2 separate regions of the Homo sapiens genome follow, and region 2 is linked to region 1. A link is an interaction called in ENCODE POLR2A ChIA-PET data of the cell type or tissue named here. Cell type or tissue: OCI-LY7. All regions are shown on one strand. Links, peaks and the distances in the headings refer to the core of each region. The heading gives the core; the rest is flanking DNA.

What was found. Peaks named below come from ENCODE experiments on the same cell type or tissue, not always from the same donor. Only the 100,000 strongest peaks of a DNase experiment are listed, where the experiment ranks them.
Region 2: POLR2A ChIA-PET joins it to region 1 with 12 read pairs; 3 of 35 experiments call an interaction of 5 or more read pairs at or near these places.

The regions. Positions count from the first base shown.
Region 1 is chr12:68,697,982-68,708,651 of GRCh38, forward strand. NUP107 (nucleoporin 107) reads left to right here. Exons shown (of 28, transcript NM_020401.4): 7 at 2,745-2,872; 8 at 4,755-4,803. It also overlaps the pseudogene KRT8P39. Among named protein-coding and RNA genes, the nearest start is that of NUP107, 16 kb to the left of the region's middle. In OCI-LY7, for the core only: no CTCF peak of the experiment used is centred there; no DNase peak of the experiment used is centred there.
Region 2 is chr12:68,810,570-68,818,569 of GRCh38, forward strand. MDM2 (MDM2 proto-oncogene) reads left to right here. Exons shown (of 11, transcript NM_002392.6): 3 at 2,985-3,059; 4 at 6,243-6,376. Among named protein-coding and RNA genes, the nearest start is that of MDM2, 6.4 kb to the left of the region's middle. In OCI-LY7, for the core only: no CTCF peak of the experiment used is centred there; no DNase peak of the experiment used is centred there; H3K4me3 peaks cover 4,010 bases; H3K27ac peaks cover 4,064 bases.

The DNA.
Region 1 (10,670 bases), core at 1,570-9,569:
TGAGCCACTGCACTCCAGCCCGGGCGATAGAGTGAGACTCCATCTCAAAAAAAAAAAAAAGAAAGAAAAGATGTTTCACATTGTATGTCATTAGAGAATTGCAAATTAAAATAATGAGATACTACAACATACCTATTAGAATGATGAAGATCCAGGCCAGTGCTGTGGCTCCTGCCAGTAATCCCAACACTTTGGGAGGCTGAGGCAGGAGGATCACTTGAGGCCAGGAGTTCAAGACCAGCCTGGGCAGCATAGCAAAACCCCATCTCTGCAAAAACAAACAAAAAAAGAAATAGAATGATGAAGATCCAAAAGACACCACCAAATGCTGGAGAGGATGTGGAGCAACAGGAACTATCATTCATTGCTGGTGGAAATGCAAACAACTATAGCTACTTTGGAAGACAGTCTGCAGTTTCATACAAAACTAAACATACTATTGTCATATGATCCAGCAAACTCATTCCTTGATATTTACCCAGGTGAGTTGAAAACTGTATACACAAAAACCTACACAGACGTTTATTACAGTTTTATTCGTAACAACTTGAAAGCAACCAAGATATCCTTCAGTGGGCGAATGAATAAACTGGTACATCTGAGCAGTGAAACATTATTCAATGCTGAAAAGAAACTGGCTATCAAGCCATGAAAAAACATGGAGGAACCTTAAATGCATATTGCTAAGTGAAAGAAGCCAATTTGAAAAGGCTACATATTATATGATTACAACTATATGACATTCTGGAAAAGGCAAAACTTGGAAACAGTGACAAGATCATCAGTTGCCAGGAGTTAGTTGCGAGGGAGCAATGAATAGGTAGAACACAGGATTTTTAAGGCAGTGAAACCACTCTTTATGCTATAATGGGGGACACATGTCAGTATACATTTATCATAATTCATGGAATGTACACCACCAAGAATGAATCCTAATGTAAACTATGGACTTTGGGGGATAATGATGTGTCAATATAAGTTCCTCAGTTGTAACAGATATACCATTCTAGTGTTAGATATTGATGGTGAGGGAGGCTGGGATTGTGTGGGGGAAGAGATATTTGGGTACTCTGCTTTCTGCCCCATTTTGCTGGGAATTTAAAGCTAGGCCAGGCACAGTGGCTCATACCTGTAATCTCAGCACTTTGGGAGGCCAAGACAGGTAGATTACCTTAGGTCAGGAGTTCAACACCAGCCTGGCCAATATGGTGAAACCTCATCTGTACTAAAAATGCAAAAAAATTAGTGGAGTGTGGTGGTGGGCACCTGTAATCCCAGCTACTCGGGAGGCTGAGGTGGGAGAATCGCTTGAACCCGGGAGGCAGAGGTTGCAGCGAGCTGAGATTCTGCCACTGCACTCCATCCTAGGCAACAGAGTGAGACTCCTCCGTCTCAAAATAAAATAAAATAAAACTACACTAAAGAAGTCTATTTTTAGAAAGAGGAAAAGACTTCAAGAAAATACTGCATTCAGTAATAATTGAAATAATAGTAATAGACAACTTTTTATCATTTAATGTTTCAATAATTGACCTCTGAATTGTTCTATTATAAATGCAGTAGCTTCATTAAATAACACTTAGTGAATCACTGGAGTCAGGATTCCAGCTGAGAATGTAATGAATGAAGTACAGATAACACTTTTATGAAGTACTAGTCTTAAGACAGTAGTAACATTACTTTGTGAATACTTATTAAGGGGTGGGAAAACCCATTGTGGTGTTCTGAATGAGAGCAGTCTTCTTCCTTAATTCATCTTGACAAGATAATGAGGTACTGTTAGTAACCTTTGAGAAAGATTTTCTTTACCCTGGGTCGTTAAACCTCCTGATAAACAATTGTGTGTATGTTTCTAGGGGGACCATTCATGCCTTTTATTAGATTTTTACATGTGCCTCAGTCCTGAAAAGGTGTTTTTGTTTTTGTTTTTGTTTTTTTCTCCCCAGAGTCTCACTCTGTCGCCCCAGCTGGAGTACAGTGGCAGGATCCCTGCTCACTGCAACCTCTGCCTCCTGGGTTCAAGTGATTCTCCTGCCTTAGCCTCCTGAGTAGCTGGGATTATAGGCACACACCACCATGCCTGGCTAATTTTTTATATTTTTAGTAGAGATGGGGTTTCACCATGTTGGCCAGGCTGGTCTCAAACTCCTGACCTCAAGCAATCCACCTGTCTCGGCCTCCCAAAGTGCTGGGATTACAAGCGTGAGTCACCACGCCCAGCCTCTGAAAAGGTTTAAGACCACTATTTTGGAATGAGGAAGGACTTTGGTGATGTTTTGTTTAGAAATGATAATGTTTTTGGTGCCAATCTTAGGAAAATATCTTTCTTGATTAGTTACCTGATATAAATTTTCAAACACAATTTTAAGATAACTTTTTAAATTTTAATTGCTAAAATGTTGGCTTATGTTATGATTTTTCCAGGTATAGGTTTGATTTAACTTATCCTCTGGGTAGATATACAGGGAGAAAAAAATATATCCATCACTGCCACTGTTGGATCTGAAATCAAGAGTATGTTAGACTTATATATATACTCAGATAAACACACCTTGTTCCAAATTAGATCCATTTCTAGTGGGAACATTACATTACATTTAATTTAAAAAGACAAAATAGAGAAGGCAATTTTATAATATATACTTATTAAATACAATTATTTTAGCACTCTATTCAAATACAAACTTATCAGTGACTCAAAATTGTAGAAAATTAACCTCTTTACATCTGTGTTTTTTATTCAGGTGAATATACTGAGTAAAATAGTGAGTCGAGCAACACCTGGACTTCAAAAATTTTCAAAAACAGCCAGTATGCTCTGGCTTCTTCAACAGGAGATGGTCACATGGAGGCTGCTGGCTTCTTTGTATAGGTAATGGCGTCTAGAATTCATAAGTGAAATAAACATAAGGTAATAAACCAACAGGCAAATTAATTTAAAAGTTAGGGTAGGTCGTGCTTGGAAATAGGTTTTGCTATTTTTGATGCTTATCATTTCGAATACCTTAGTTGTCAAGAGTGAGTCAAGAGGGAAGAGGAAGATATCAGATCATAAGGCTGGTAGTTACCAAAATTGGATGTGTGTAAAGACTTAAGGAAAGTACTAAAAATAGTGCAATACTTAGGCTAAATTAAGAAAAGAGCTGAAAGTTAGACTTCATGTAATATGGAAGTTTGAAAGAAGTTAACCAAATTTTCCAGAAGGCGAAGATTATACCATGTACATATCCTTGAATCTAGGAATTTTATGCCTAGAAATTTAACCTAAGAAAATAATGAGAAATATATACAACCACATATGAATAAAACTTTTAAATCTCAAAAAATTAAAAACTACTACTAAGGAATTGGCTAAATGAATTACAGCAGCTCTGTTAGAACCAGAATAACTTGCAGCCATTTTAAATTAGCACTTGTGGGCTGGGCACAGTGGCTCATGCCTGTAATCCCAGTACTTTGGGAGGCCAAGGTGGGTGGATCACTTGAGGTCAGGAGTTCAAAACCAGCCTGGCCAACACAGTAGAACGCTGTCTCTACTAAAAATACAAAAATTAGCCAGGCGTGGTGGTGGGCACCTATAATCCCAGCTACTTGGGAGGCTGAGGCAGGAGAATCGCTTGAACCTCGGAGGCAGAGGTTGCGAGCCGAGATTGTGCTACTGCACTCCAGCCTGGGTGACAGAGTGAGACTCCATCTCAAAAAAAAAATAATAATTTAAATAAATAAATAAATAACCATTTGTGTATATTCATTGACATGGAAAGATATTCATGACATATTGTTATATGAAAACTGGATTTCATATTAATATATAAATGATGTCCCCTCTGCCATTTGTTTTGTTTTTGAAAAAGAGTCTCACTCTGTTGCTCAGGTTGAGTGCAGTGGCACAACCTTGGCTCGCTGCAACCTCCGCCTCTGAGGTTCAAGGGATTCTCCTGCCTCAGCCTCCTGAGTAGCTGGTATTACAGATGCTGGCCACCATGCCTAGCTAATTTTTGTATTTTTATTTTATTTTTATTTTTGAGATGGAATCTCGCTCTGTTGCCCAGGCTGGAATGCAGTGGTGTGATCTCGGCTCACTGCAACCTCCGCCTCCCAGGTTTAAGCGATTCTCCTGTCTCAGCCTCCCGAGTAGCTGGGATTAGAGGCGCATGCCAACACGCTTGGCTAATTTTTATATTTTTAGTAGAGACAGGGTTTTGCCATGTTGGCCATGCTGGTCTCAAACTCCTGACCTCAAGTGATCCACCCACCTCGGCCTCCCAAAGTGCTAGGATTATAGGCGAGAGCCACCGTACCTGGCCTAATTTTTATATTTTTAGTAGAGACAGGGTTTCACTATGTTGGCCAGGCTGGTCTCGAACACCCGACCTCAGGTGATCCACCCACCTCAGCCTCCCAAAATGCTGAGATTACAAGCGTGACCCACCGTGCCCTGCCTAACTTTTTTTATTTTTAGTAGAGACGGGGTTTCACTCTGTTGTTCGCCAGGCTGGTCTTAAACTCCTGACCTCAAGTGATCTGCCTGTCTCAGCCTCCCAAAGTGCTGGGATTACAGGTATGAGCCAGTGTGCCCGGCCTGTTGTCCCATTTTTGTTTACAAAAATACAGATATACATATTTGAAAAAATAAATAATAAAAAATTTTTAAAAAGAAGTTAGCCAAATTTTCCTTCTCTCAGATGCTCAGTGGCAAGTTCATTATATTCGTGTGAAATAAGGCTTTTTTATTTTGTCTTATTTTTCCCCAGAGACAGAATACAGTCTGCATTAGAAGAGGAAAGTGTATTCGCAGTTACTGTAAGTTTTATATTAATTTTTTCTTTTATAAATACATACAAATTAAAATGTTACTAATAGGATTTTTTTTTTTTTTGAGTTGGAGTTTCGCTCTTGTTGCCCAGGCTGGAGGGCAATGGCGTGATCTCGGCTCACTGCAACCTCTGCCTCCCGGGTTCAAGTGATTCTCCTACCTCAGCTTCCTGAGTAGCTGGGATTACAGGCGTGCCCCACCACGCCCAGCTAATTTTTTGTATTTTTAATAGCAAACGGGGTTTCATCATGTTGGCCAAGCTGGTCTCGAACTTCTGACCTCAGGTGATCCACCCACCTTGGCCGCCCAAAGTGGTGGGATTACAGGCATGAGCCACTGCGCCCAGCCAGGATTTTATTTTCAGCCTTCCATCTTGAGTTTCTTCATTTTAAAAATTTTACAAGTAAATAAAAAGTTCAGTCTCATAAAATAATCAAATATTGATTTATATTAGAGAGTTAGAGGTAAAAGTCCCTTTTTATCCCACTGACTATTTAGTGTAACAGTTTTGGTATGTATCCTACCAGACATTTTTCTATGCATCTTTATAGATACATACATATATATAAACATACACTCACATACTTGTATACACACACACATTTGTTTTTTAACATATAATATGATTTCATTTATACATTATACTGAGAGTTTGTTTGTTTTTTTTTTTTGAAATGAAGTTTCACTCTGTCACCCAGGTTGGAGTGCAGTGGCACGATCATGGCTCACTGCAACCTCCGCCTCCTGGGTTCAAGTGATACTTCTGCCTCAGCCTCCCGAGTAGCTGGGACTACAGGCTTGTGCCACCACGCCTGGCTAATTTTTGTGTTTTTAGTAAAGATAGGGTTTCACTGTATTGACCAGGCTGGTCTCGATCTCCTGACCTTGTGATCCGCCCACCTCAGCCTCCCACAGTGCTGGGATTACAGGTGTGAGCCACTGTGCCCGGCTTATACTGAGAGTTTTAAAATTATTATTTCTTAGATTTTTTAAAATTTATGTAGGTTTTTACCATATTTTTTCATAGTATGTCAGAGTATAAATGTACTGTAATTTTTTGAGACATTCAGCCGGACATATTTAGGTTGTTACTGGTATTTTTGCTGTAGCCATTAATAATGCAGTAAATAGTTTGGTGTAGAGGCACATGCCTGTGGTCCCAGCAACTTGTCAGGCTAAGGCCAGAGGATCACTTGAGCCCAGGAGTTCAAGGCTACGGTGAGCTACAACCATACTACTGCACTCTAGCCTGGGCAACAGAGTGAGATCCCGTTTCTAAAAAATAAAAAAAAAGTGCAGTGAATGTTTTTCTTCATACATATATATGTGTGTGAGAGAAATTCTGGACAAGTAAACACCATTCTTTTGCCCTTAGGATTCAATGCTGTCTTCTACAGCCTCCAGGCCTGGGATCCTGAAAGGACCTTGGGTGGTAAAACTGGCCTTGGCTGGATTGAGGGTTTGGGGAAGAAACATGCAAATAGCCTCAGATGTTTTTTAAATGCAGCAAGTAACATTTCTGGATGAGACTTATTTCCAAAATAAACCAGCTATATCTGTTTTGAAAAAATATGTACACATATATGCCTGTTAAATCATCAAGATCAGATGCCTTTTTGGGGTTTAACTTCTTTATATTTTCTGTTTTTAAAAGTAATTCTTTTTTTTTTTTAAGAGATAGGGTCTTGCTCTATTGCCCAGGCTGGAGTGCAGTGGCGTGATCTCAGCTCACTCCAACCTCCACCTCCCGGGTTCAAGCGATTCTCATGCCTCAGCCTCCCTAGTAGCTGGGATTACAGGCATGCACCACCACACCCGGCTAATTTTTGTACTTTTAGTAGAGACAGGGTTTTAACCATGTTGTCCAGGCTGGTCTTGAACTCCTAGCTTCAAGTGATCCACCTGTTTTGGCCTCCCAAAGTGCTGAGATTACAGACGTGAGCCACCGTGCCTCGCCCAAAAGTAATTCATATTTGAAGCAAGTATATATAGTTAAAAAAGGAGATAATGTATATTTATAATAAATATTTTATGTATATCTGTTAGACTGCTTTTTTTTTTCTTTTGTTTCTTTTTCTTTTTTGGGGGGTGGCCAGCACGGCGGGGACATGGTCTCACTTTGTCTCACAGGCCAGAGTGCAGTGGCATGATCATAGTTCACTGCAGCCTCGAACTCTTGGGCTCAAGTGAGCCTCCTGCCTCAGCCTCCCAAGTAGCGAGGACTACAGGTGTGTACCACCATGCCTGGCTAATTTCTTTTTTATATTTTATAGAGATGGGGTGTCTTACTATGTTGCCCAGGCTGGTCTCAAACTCCAAGGCTACTTTTTCACTTAAAATATTTTTTAATATCTTTCCAATCTTTTAATTTGTTTATCCCACAAATACTTCATTCCAAATGCACATGTAGGAAGACTGTCATATTTGGCTATTTATTGAGCTCACTTACTAGTTTTAATAGGTTTCCTCTGGTTTTCCAGGCAATTCTGTTATCTACAAGTAGTGATGACTTTGACTGTTTTTCCATACTTTTTGCTAACTTAATTCTTTTCCTGGTTTTATTATGTTAGTTAGACTTTTCAAAGTAAAGTTGAATAATAATGAACTCTTACTCCTCATCTTCTGGATTTTAAAGGGAGTATCTCACTTTACAGTTAAGTATAGTCAGCCGAAATTCCTTATATGTGGGTTCCACATCCATGAATTTAACCAACTGCAGATCAAAAGTATTCTTTAAAAAAAAAAAAAAAAAAAAGAATCACCAAGAAGCAGCTTCTCTGTTCCTTCTCGAATCTCCGCCTAGCTCAGCCTGCCTGCCTTCACTCCTGCCTCCACCATGTCCATCAGAGTGACCCAGAAGTCCTTCAAGGTGTCCAACTCTGGCCCAAGGGCCTTCAGTAGCCATTCCTACATGTGTGGGCCCAGTGCCTGCATCAGCTCCTCGAGCTTCTCCCGAATGGGCAGCAGCAGTTTCCGGGGTAGCCTGGGTGGAGACTTTGGCAGGGCCAGTGGTAGGGGAGGCATCACCCCAGTCACGGTCAACCAGAGCCTGCTGAGCCCCCTTAACCTGGAGGTGGACCCCAACATCCAAGCTGTGTGCACCCAGGTGAAGGAGCAGATCAAGACCCTCAACAACAAGTTTGCCTCCTTCATTGACAAGGTACAGTTCCTGCAGCAGCAGAACAAGATGCTGGAGACCAAGTGGAGGCCCCTGCAGCGGCAGAAGACGGCTCAGAGCAACATGGACAACATGTTCGAGAGCTACATCAACAAACTTCTGCTGGCAGCTGTACACTCTGGGCCAAGAGAAGCTGAAGCTGGAGGTGGAACTTGATAACATGCAGGGGCTGGTGGAGGACTTCAAGAACAAGTACGAGGATGATATCAAAAAGCATACAGAGATGGAGAATGAATTTGTCCTCATCAAGAAGGATATGGATGAAGCTTACAAGAACAAGGTAGAGCTGGAGTCTCACCTGGAAGGGCTTACTGAAGAGATCAGCTTCCTCAGGCAACTGTATGAAGAGGAGATCCGGGAGCTGCAGTCCCAGATCTCGGACACATCTGTGGTGCTGTCCATTGACAACAGTCGCTCCCTGGACATGAACAGCATCATCGCTGAGGTCAAGGCACCGTACGAGGAGATCGCCAACCACAACCAGGCTGAGGCTGAGAGCATGAGATCAAATATGAGGAGCTGCAGACGCTGGCTTGGAAGCATGGGATGACCCGTGGTGCACAAAGACTGAGATCTCCAAGATGAACAGGAACATCAGTCGGCTCCAGGATGAGATTGAGGGCCTCAAAGGCCAGAGGGCTTCCCTGGAGGCCGCCATCGCAGATGCTGAGCAGCATGGGGAGCTGGCAGTTAAGGATGCCAACACCAAGCTGTCCAAGCTGGAGGTGGGCGGGCCAAGCAGGACATGGCACGGCAGCTGCGGGAGTACCAGGAGCTGATGAACTTCAAGCTGGCCTTGGACATCAAGATCACCACTTAAAGGAAGCTGCTGGAGGATGAGGAGAGCCAGCTGGAGTCTGGGATGCAGAACATGAGTATCCATACGAAGACCACCAGCGGCTATTCAGGTGGTCTGAGCTCGGCCTATGGGGGCCTCATAAGCCCTGGCCTCAGCTACAGCCTGGACTCCAGCTTTGGCTCTGGTGCGGGCTCCAGTTCCTTCAGCTGCACCAGCTCCACCAGGGCTGTGATTGTGAAGATCGAGACCCACGATGGAAAGCTAGTGTCTGAGTCGTCTGATGTACTGACCAAGTGAACAGCCGTGACAGCCCCTTCTAGCCTACCCCTTCTGCGGCTGCCCCAGAGAGGCTGCTGTCCAGAGGAGCACAGGGAACAGGAGACCCACCTGAGGCTCAGCCCTAGCCCTCTGCCCACCCGTGGGGGGAGTTTACTGCCTGGGGTACCCCCCTTGCCCATGCCTACAGCTACAAAACAATGCAATTTTTTTTTCCAAAATAAAACCTCAGCTAGCTCTGCCAACTGTCAAAAAAGAAAAAAAAAATGGTCCAGGTGTGGAGGCTCATGCCGGTAATCCCAACACTTTGGGAGGTCAAGGTGGAAGGCTCAGTTTAGCCCAGAGTTCAAGAGCAGCCTGGGCAAGATAGCAAGACCCAGTCTCTGCAAAAAGTGACAAACTTAGCCGGGCATGGTGGTGCATGCCTAGTCCCATCTACATGTGAGGCTGAGATGGGAGGATCGCTTGTGCCCAGGAGGTCAAGAATGTAGTGAGCTGTAATTGTGCTACTGCACTCCAGCCTGGGTGACAGAGCGAGACCCTGTCTCAAATAAAAGATCATTGGGTTTGTACTGAATATGTGCACATGTTTTTAATCTTTATTCCCTAAGTGATATAATATAACAACTATTTACATATGTAGCATTTACATTATATTAGATATTATACATAATCTAGAGATGATTTTGTTGTTGTTGTTGTTCATTATTTTTTTATCACAGCCAGGTCCAATAGAGATGATTTAAAATATACTACAGCATTTTGGCTGGATGAGGTGGCTCATGCCTGCGATCCCAGCACTTTGGGAGGCCGAGGCAGGTAGACTGCTTGAGGCCAGGAATTTGAAATCAGCCTGGCCAACATGGTGAAACCCGTCTCTACTAAAAATACAAAAATTACCCAGGTGTGGTGGCAGGCACCTCCCTTCTTCTTGGGAGGCTGAGGCATGAGAATCACTTGAGCCCAGGAGGCAGAGGTTGCAATGAGCTGAGATCAGGCCCACTGCACTCCAGCCTGGATGACAGAGTAAGACTCTGTCTCAAAAAATAAATAAATAATTAAATAAAATATACTACAACATTTTATATAAGGGCCTTGAACATCCACAGATTTTGGTATCCACGAGGGGTCCTGGAGCCAATCCCCCATGGATACCAAGGGACGACTATATGTTTGCTAGAGGTTTCAGTTAGTCTAACTTATGAGGATATATATATTTTTTACATCAAAATGGCAAGGTAAAATTTATGAAGATATTTTTATGAAATATTCTGGTACCTGTCAAGAAGTCCATGTAGCTTTTCTCCTTTAACCCATGGATAAAATGGATTAATTAATTAATTTGACCCATTCTTGAACTGGTCACAATATATTATCCTTTTAATATACTGCTTAGTATTACTTGCTAATATTTGTATTAAATTGTCTTTTAAAGTCAGTTGTAAGAGCCTTGGATTGCTCTTAGCTTTTATTACTTATCAACTTCTATATAGACTATAAAGGATTTTAACGTTTTTAAATGTTTAGTTTCTAACATGTAACAGGGCTGTATTCAGCCCTGTATTACAGTTTTTTTTTTTTTATTTTGGGATGGAGTCTCA
Region 2 (8,000 bases), core at 1-8,000, 110 kb after region 1:
CCCTGCCTCAGCCTCCCGAGTAGCTGGGACTACAGGCGCCCACCACCACGCCCGGCTAATTTTTTGTATTTTTAGTAGAGACGGGGTTTCACCATGTTAGCCAGGATGATCTTGATCCCCTGACCTGGTGATCCGCCCGCCTCGGCCTCCCAAAGTGCTGGGATTACAGGCGTGAGTCACTGCGCCTGGCCTCTTTTATTATTATTACTATTTTTTTGATAAAAGGTACTGTACCATTGTTTAAATTCATTTTTCTCTAGTTTCTTGGTGAGGCTGGGCACCTTTCCTTTTTGTTTTTGTTTTTGTTTTTTTTGAGACAGAGTTTCACTCCTGTTGCCCAGGCTGGAGTGCAATGGCGAGATCTTGTCTCATTGCAACCTCTGCCTCACGGGTTCAAGCGATTCTCTTGCCTCAGCCTCTGGAGTAGCTGGGATTACAGGCATGCGCCACCACGCTCAGCTAATTTTGTATTTTTAGTAGAGATGGGGTTTTTCCATGTTGGTCAGGCTGGTCTTGAACTCCCAACTTCAGGTGATCTGCCTGCCTCGGCCTCCCAAAGTGCTGGGATTACAGGCGTGAATCACTGCACCAGGCCTCCATTTTGTTAAGTCATTTATTTCTTCTGGGACTTGCCTAGTCTTATCTGTCCATTTTCCTTTTAGTTTTTTAAAATTTTTCTTAGTAATTGGAGTAGCTCTATGTGTTTCAAGTATATTTAACTTTTGTTGTTTACTAATGTAGCATTTAATTTTATGTTGTCTTTTCCCCATTGAGAACAATTCTGTGAAGTAAAATTTGTTGGCTTTTGAATTTCATATCATGCTTTGGAAGAACTCTCCTGTCCCAAGATCTTGCAAATATATTCCTATATTTTCTTCTAGATTTAAATTTTTTAAATATTTAGATCTTCACCTGTAATTTACCTTCTTGTTCTTCAATGTAAGATTACAAATGCTATTATCTTTTATAGCTGTTTTCTCATTAATACATGTCTTTTAAGTCACTAATATACTGATGGCTTTCCATTACAGATTTTTTTTTTTTTTTTTTTTTGAGACTGAGTCTTGGTCTGTTGCCCAGGCTGGAGTGCAGTGGCATGATCTCGGCTCACTGCAACCTCTGCTTCCTGGGTTCAAGCAATTCTGCCGCAGCCTCCCGAGTAGCTGGGATTACAGGCACCCACCTCCACACCCGGATAATTTTTGTACTTTTAGTAGAGATAGGGTTTCACCATGTTGTCCAGGCTGGTCTTGAACTTCTGACCTCCTGATCTGCCTGTCTTGGCCTCCCAAAGTGCTGGGATTAAAGGCATGAGCCACTGCGCCTGGCCCACACCTGGGTAATTTTTGTATATTTAATAGAGACGGAGTTTCACTGTGTTGGCCAGGCTGGTCTCACACTCCTGACCTCAGGTGATCTGCCTGCCTCGGCCTCCCAAAGTGCTGGGATTACAGACCTGAGCCACTGCACCTGGCTTCCATTACAGATTTTTACTTTGAATTATTTTATCTAATTTGAAGCTAATATAGCATATAATAAAAATTCAGGAGAAAAAAGGTTATTTTTAAATCTTTTTTGAGAGAGTCCATTCTTTAGCCTGAAAGTAAAGTGCATATGTAAGCACAGTTAAAAAAAAAAAAAGTGATCAGAAAAATTAATAATTCAATTCTATATGTATTTTAAATTTTTCAATTGTTAAATAATATTTGTTTTATTGATTAGCTGGAAATAGGCAATTTTTAAAAATCTGTTTTTAAGGCATCCCCAATGGGGGTGCTGTCAGATTTTAAAGTTAGACAGAGGACCGGGGCATATTAAAGAGAGGTGCAGAGGTACCAGTTTGTGTGGTAGTGGCAAGCTGTAAAGATACTTGAGTTTTGCAGATTTTGATAAACCAAAAGGAAGGGAGAAAGTGCATAGTATATTACATTCCCCTCCCCCATGACAATTATTTTTCTCAAGACCATTTGTAAAACCTCTAGATAAGGGGCAGGCAAATGTTAGCCTGTCAGCCAACTTTGGCCTGTTACCTGTTTTTGTTTTAGTTTTTAAATTTTTTTTGTAGAGGTGGAGTCTCTCAGTGTGGCCCAGGCTGGTCTTGAACACCTAGCCTCAAGCAAACCTCTAGCACTGTCTCCCAAAGTGCTGGGGTTATAGGCAAGAGCCACCTCTCCCAGCCAGCTGCCTTTCTTTCTGTAAGGAAAATTTTACTGGAATGCAACCATGCCCGTTGGTTTACATAGTAGCCATGCTTTTTACTTGGATAGAACCATTTGTATGAAAAGCTTAAAATACTTACAGTCTGGCTCTTTACAGAAAAAAATTGACCCCTAATCTAGTTGGCAGGCTCCTTGCATACAGGTCATATGTCTTATTTGTAATTTCTTTTGCAGTACCTACCACTGTCCAGTGCATAGTAGAAGCTCAATAAATGTTTGTCAAGTAGATATTTGAAATGTAGACTAACTAAGAGGCAGCATGATATAGTAGGAAGAAAATGCTGAGTTGTAGTTGAGGGACCTGGGTTGTTATCTCTGATCTGTTCTTAATTACCCTTGTCAGCTTGGGTTAGTTAGTTAGGTTCTCTAGCCTTCAGGAACCTAATCTTTAGAAAGAGAAGATTGATAACAGGACCCACTCTAAAGATTTATTCATTTCTCTTTGATTCTCTAAGTTAGCTTGCAATAAGCTCGTTGGATCAGTACGGTAAGCTCATTGGATCTCAGTAATTTATGGTTGTTTGTAAGGCAGTAAGCAGGTAATATAAATAGCTGAAGGAAAAAGTAATCTTTGCTCTTTTGGATTGGATACTGTCTGTGATCACAACTGATACTTGATGATTCCATGATACTTGCATAATGATTAGATCCTCCCCAGCATTTTTTCCAAATCCCCTTTATTGAACTTGATGGATATGTTTGCTGCAGGGCCTATAGTTCTGGGATAATTTTGGAAGTATAATAGCAGTTCTTTTCTCTTTATAGGTTAGACCAAAGCCATTGCTTTTGAAGTTATTAAAGTCTGTTGGTGCACAAAAAGACACTTATACTATGAAAGAGGTAAGCTGAATCAAGAGATAAGTAGTATCTCACTAGTTACATGTAGCCATACTTAAAGTTTTCAAGACCATGTGGAGAAATTGGCCATATAGAAGGATTTTTCATTAAGCAGCAACATTTAATTTTGTGGTCGTTTGGACTATATTTTAAAGCTGAAAATTCTAATTATACTCGAGTTTCATTTCTCAGCTAGGAACTCAGATAAATGGAAGCCCCGTAAGGGTGCTTGACCATTTTATGCTGTCAACCCTTTGGTAGACTCCTTCCCAGAATCATGTTTTTAAATGTATGAAATAAAATGTATAGAATTACAAAGGAAACATACTAAAATACGGTTACCAAAATAGTAAACTAGTTTGTGATATGTGTGCTTTTGTTATTAACATAATAAATACTAAGATTTAGAAGAAGATATAATAAATATAATGTTTTTTTGTTTTTTGAGACGAAGTCTCGCTCTGTCACCCAAGCTGGAGTGCAGTGGCACGATCTCAGCTCACTGCAACCTCCGCCTCCTAGATTCAAGCCCTTCTTCTGCCTTACCCTTCCAAGTAGCTGGGATTATAGGCACCTGCCACCACGCCTGGCTAATTTTTTGTCTTTTTAGTAGAGATGGGGTTTCTCCATGTTGGCCAGGCTGGTCTTGAACTCCTAGTCTCAGGTGATCCACTTGCCTTGGCCTCCCAAAATGCTGGGATTATAGGCATGAGCCACCATGCCTGGCCAATAAATATTATCTTGATATAGTGAGGAATATAAGTCATATTTTGAAATGTTTGCCATAAGTACAGTATGATAGGAAAACACCTCTGATTTTTGTTGGTGATGAAATCACAGGTATTAATACTGTTGTGATTTGTTGCCTACATTTATAATCGAAGGAAAAGCTAAATTCTAGTTAGAAGTTTGTGAAAATAAGAATAGAATTTTTTTTTTCCCATCCAAATTAATGGACCCCCTGAATTCTATCCAAGGACTTCTTGGGCATCCCTGGATCCCAGGTTAAGAACTTCTGCACTAGAGATACATGAGTACAGTATACTGATCTTTCTGGGATAGAGGTGAGCTGATTCATGACCATATATTCTATCTAATGGTTCCAGCATTTTAATGCATTCCCCACCTTTAAATTTGTGCACAGAAGCATGATTTTCAGTGACAGATTGAGCAACCTTAGGCAGAATTTCAGTGTGATTGAAATATGCCTGTTCTCTGTCTCTCCCACTTAGTTTATGGGACTCAGATTACTTAAAACATTTAAGTTTCTTTCTTACAACGGTATAGTGGGGCAGGAAGAGCTTCCATTTTTCTTTTTCCTCTCCAGCTATACTTTTAGAAACTTCCTTAAAGGATGTTTGGTAGAATAAATCTAAGTTCTCTTCCTTTTTCCTTTCCCACTGCTGGACAGCAATCTGTCCAATCCACAGTCACATAAGAATATTCCTTTAAGGCCGATGCCTGCTTAGCCAGTTAAATCCAAAGACAGTGTTTGTAGGAAAGGGCCAGGTTAAATGGTATTTTTAAGGCTAATTTGGGATTGACCTTATTATCATTGGATAATCAGTTAAGGAAACAAAAAAGTATGGATTTAGCAGTAGATAGAAATGAGAAAATTGGCCAAGGCCATCATAAAGACTTAGAATGCTTATGCTAAACTATGTAACAGTAGTGTATGTATTGTCTGATATAGTTCTCAGTTATAGGATCTTTGTTCTGGGGCACACAGGAAGGTAGTGAAAGCTAGTATGGGTAGTAAAAAGAGCGTTGGATTAAGAGTCAGAAGAGCTGGGGCCAGTTTCTTCTTCTTTTTTTTTTTTTTTTTTTTTTTTATGTGACAGTTTCTCACTCTCTTGCCCAGGCTGGAGTGCAGTGGCATGATCACTGCTCGCTGCAGCCTGGACCTCGTGGGCTCAGGTGATCCTCCCACCTCAGTGTCTGCAGTAGCTAGGACTACAGGCTTGTACCACTATGCCTGGCTAATTTTTGTATTTTTTTGTAGAGATGGAGTTTCACTATGTTGCCCAGGCTGGTCTGGAACTCCTGGGCTCAAGGGATCTGCTTACCTCGGCCTCCTAAAGTGCTAGATTTACAGGTGTGAGCCACTGTGCCCAACGCAATTTCTTCATTTCTAATACAGTGATAATAATCTTATGAAATATCAGAATGAGATAATACTTATAAAAGTACATTGTAAACTGTAAAATGCCATATGTATTTAGGTAGTTGTTAATAGGTTTATATCTGGATATCTTAAAAATGTATTGCCAACTTCTTGTCTTAATGCAGCACAGGGAATATAATTTAACTTTTATTAATGGTTCAAAGTCATTATTTTGATTATTTATCATAATATGGAGTAAATTGATACCTTAGAGGGTTTATTTCATTCTCAGAATTCTCTCAAACTGTTTTGTAGCTGTCATTGATTGATTGTTTTTCTGTCTTCCTCCTCTGGTGACCTCAGAGGCTATTGAGGTTTATAGTATTTATGACTATTTACTAAGTGGCTCCAGACCACTGCCATATTTTAGTTGATTTTTGTTTCTGCAACTTTTTTGGCTATCAGTTTTTTATTTTGCTGCCTTTTCCCTTCCTAATATGTTAGTATCTAAGTATCTGGGCAGAGTTAAAGTCTACAAGGAAAAAAACCTCACATTTTAAGGTTTGCTTAAGTAAATAGAGAAGCAGTTATTTCTGCTTCTGTCAAATTAAATGGAAAAGGCTTAAAAGTAGCTTTTTTTTTTTTTTTTTTTTTTTTTTTTGAGATGAAGTCTCACTCTGTTGCTTAAGCCGGAGTGCAGTGGCGCAATCTCGGCTCACTGCAGCCTCCACCTCCTGGGTTCAAGCAATTCTCCTGCCTCAGCCTCCCTAATAGCTGGGATTACAGGTGTCTGCCACCATGCCTGGCTAACTTTTGTATTTTTAGTAGAGATGGGACCAGGATGGTCTTTATCTCCTGACCTCGTGATCCATCCGCTTCGGCCTCCCGAAGTACTGGGATTACAGGTGTGAGCCACTGCGCCCAGCCAAAAGTAGCTTCTAAGTACAAAATGGTTGTTCTACATAGTTGTGGATATGGTTCCTGGTTGTTTACCCCTATTCAGATAAATAGGATATTATTAAATGTATTTACAACTAACATTTAGTTTTCTTTAATGCTCAGAAATCATATTTGTATTTCAGGTTCTTTTTTATCTTGGCCAGTATATTATGACTAAACGATTATATGATGAGAAGCAACAACATATTGTATATTGTTCAAATGATCTTCTAGGAGATTTGTTTGGCGTGCCAAGCTTCTCTGTGAAAGAGCACAGGTAATTCTTCAGTTTAGTCCATTGTAAAAAGCCATCTGGGCTAACATTTCAGTTCACCTCTACCCTCATTCACTTTTGTCAGAGAAAAACTGTTGAAACATATTAAAGACATGCTGAAACTTAATTTTTTAGCTCTGCGGCATATTATTTGAGAACCTGAGCTCTGGCATCTTATAAACCAGTGTTTGAAACCTAGCCCAATCATTTACTAGTTTTGTGACTAGATAAATTAACCTTTTTAAACCTGCTTCCCCATTTATAAAATAGGGATAATTAAATACTTCATGTGGAGGTTAAAGCTCTTGAAGAGAGACGTTGTATAAAAAAGCATAGTTTTGGGCACATACAAAGCATTCAAGTATTAGCTGTAGCTATTATAACTTTTTATTCCAGAAACAGTATACCACCACGTGGTAAAGGCTTACATTTGAGCCTTAGTTATTTTGGAGATCATTTTCATTGTCACCTATCATTATGGCACTTAACCAGCAGAATTTAACCCAGGTAATATTTCTAGAAATAGGCCTGGTGCGGTGGCTCACACCTGTAATCCCAGCACTTTGAGAGGCCAAGGCGGGTGGATCACCTGAGGTTGGGAGTTGGAGACCAGCCTGACCAACATGGAGAAACCCTGTCTCTACTAAAAATACAAAATTAGCTGGGTGTGGTGGTGCATGCCTGTAATTCCAGCTACTCGGGAGGCTGAGGCAGTAGAATCACTTGAACCAGGCAGGTGGAGGTTGTGGTTGAGGTGAGCCGAGATTGCGCCACTGCACTCCAGCCTGGGCAACGAGCAAAACTGCATCTGAAAAAAAAATTTTTTTAATATATATTTTTCTAAAATTATTCTTTTTTTTGTTTGTTTGTTTTGAGAGGGAGTCTTGCTCTATGGCCCAGGCTGGAGTGCAGTGGCATGATCTTGGCTCACTGCAACCTCCGTCTCCTGGGTTCAAGTGATTCTCCTGCCTCGGCTTCCCGAGTAGCTGGGATTACAGGTGCCTGCTGCCATGCCTAATTTTTGTATTTTTAGTAGAGACAGGGTTTCACGATGTTGACCAGGCTGGTCTTGAGCTCCTAACCTTCGGTAATCCACCTGCCATGGCCTCCCAAAGTGCTGGGATTACAGATGTGAGCAACCACACCCGGCCTACATTTGGAATTCTTTGTCACATTTGGTTTAGCACAGGCAATCCGTGTTGAGCCTTAGCATTCATTACATTAATAAATGGAATGAATACGTTCACCTGAGACAATTAACTAGCTTCTGCTAGTATTTAATGCTCAATAGTATAGCTGAAAAGATGATAATTAAATGGGATTTTATTTTATTAAAAAACATAACTTCCTCAGCTGAGCAAGGGATTTTATAACTTTAAAACAACCTTATTATTGTAAACATAGTATATATTATTATTGAACATTAGGAGATGACAGAAAACTAAGAAAAGTAAAGGAAAAAAAAGGACTGTAGTTTGTTAACAAAAGGTATTTTTACCAGTCATTTGTGTATTATGTGCAACTGTGTGTTTTAACCTAGTTATGAATATAGTACTATATTTAAATTTCATCTAGCTTCTTAATTTGTATTATAATTTGTATATTATATATTATAATATACATATAA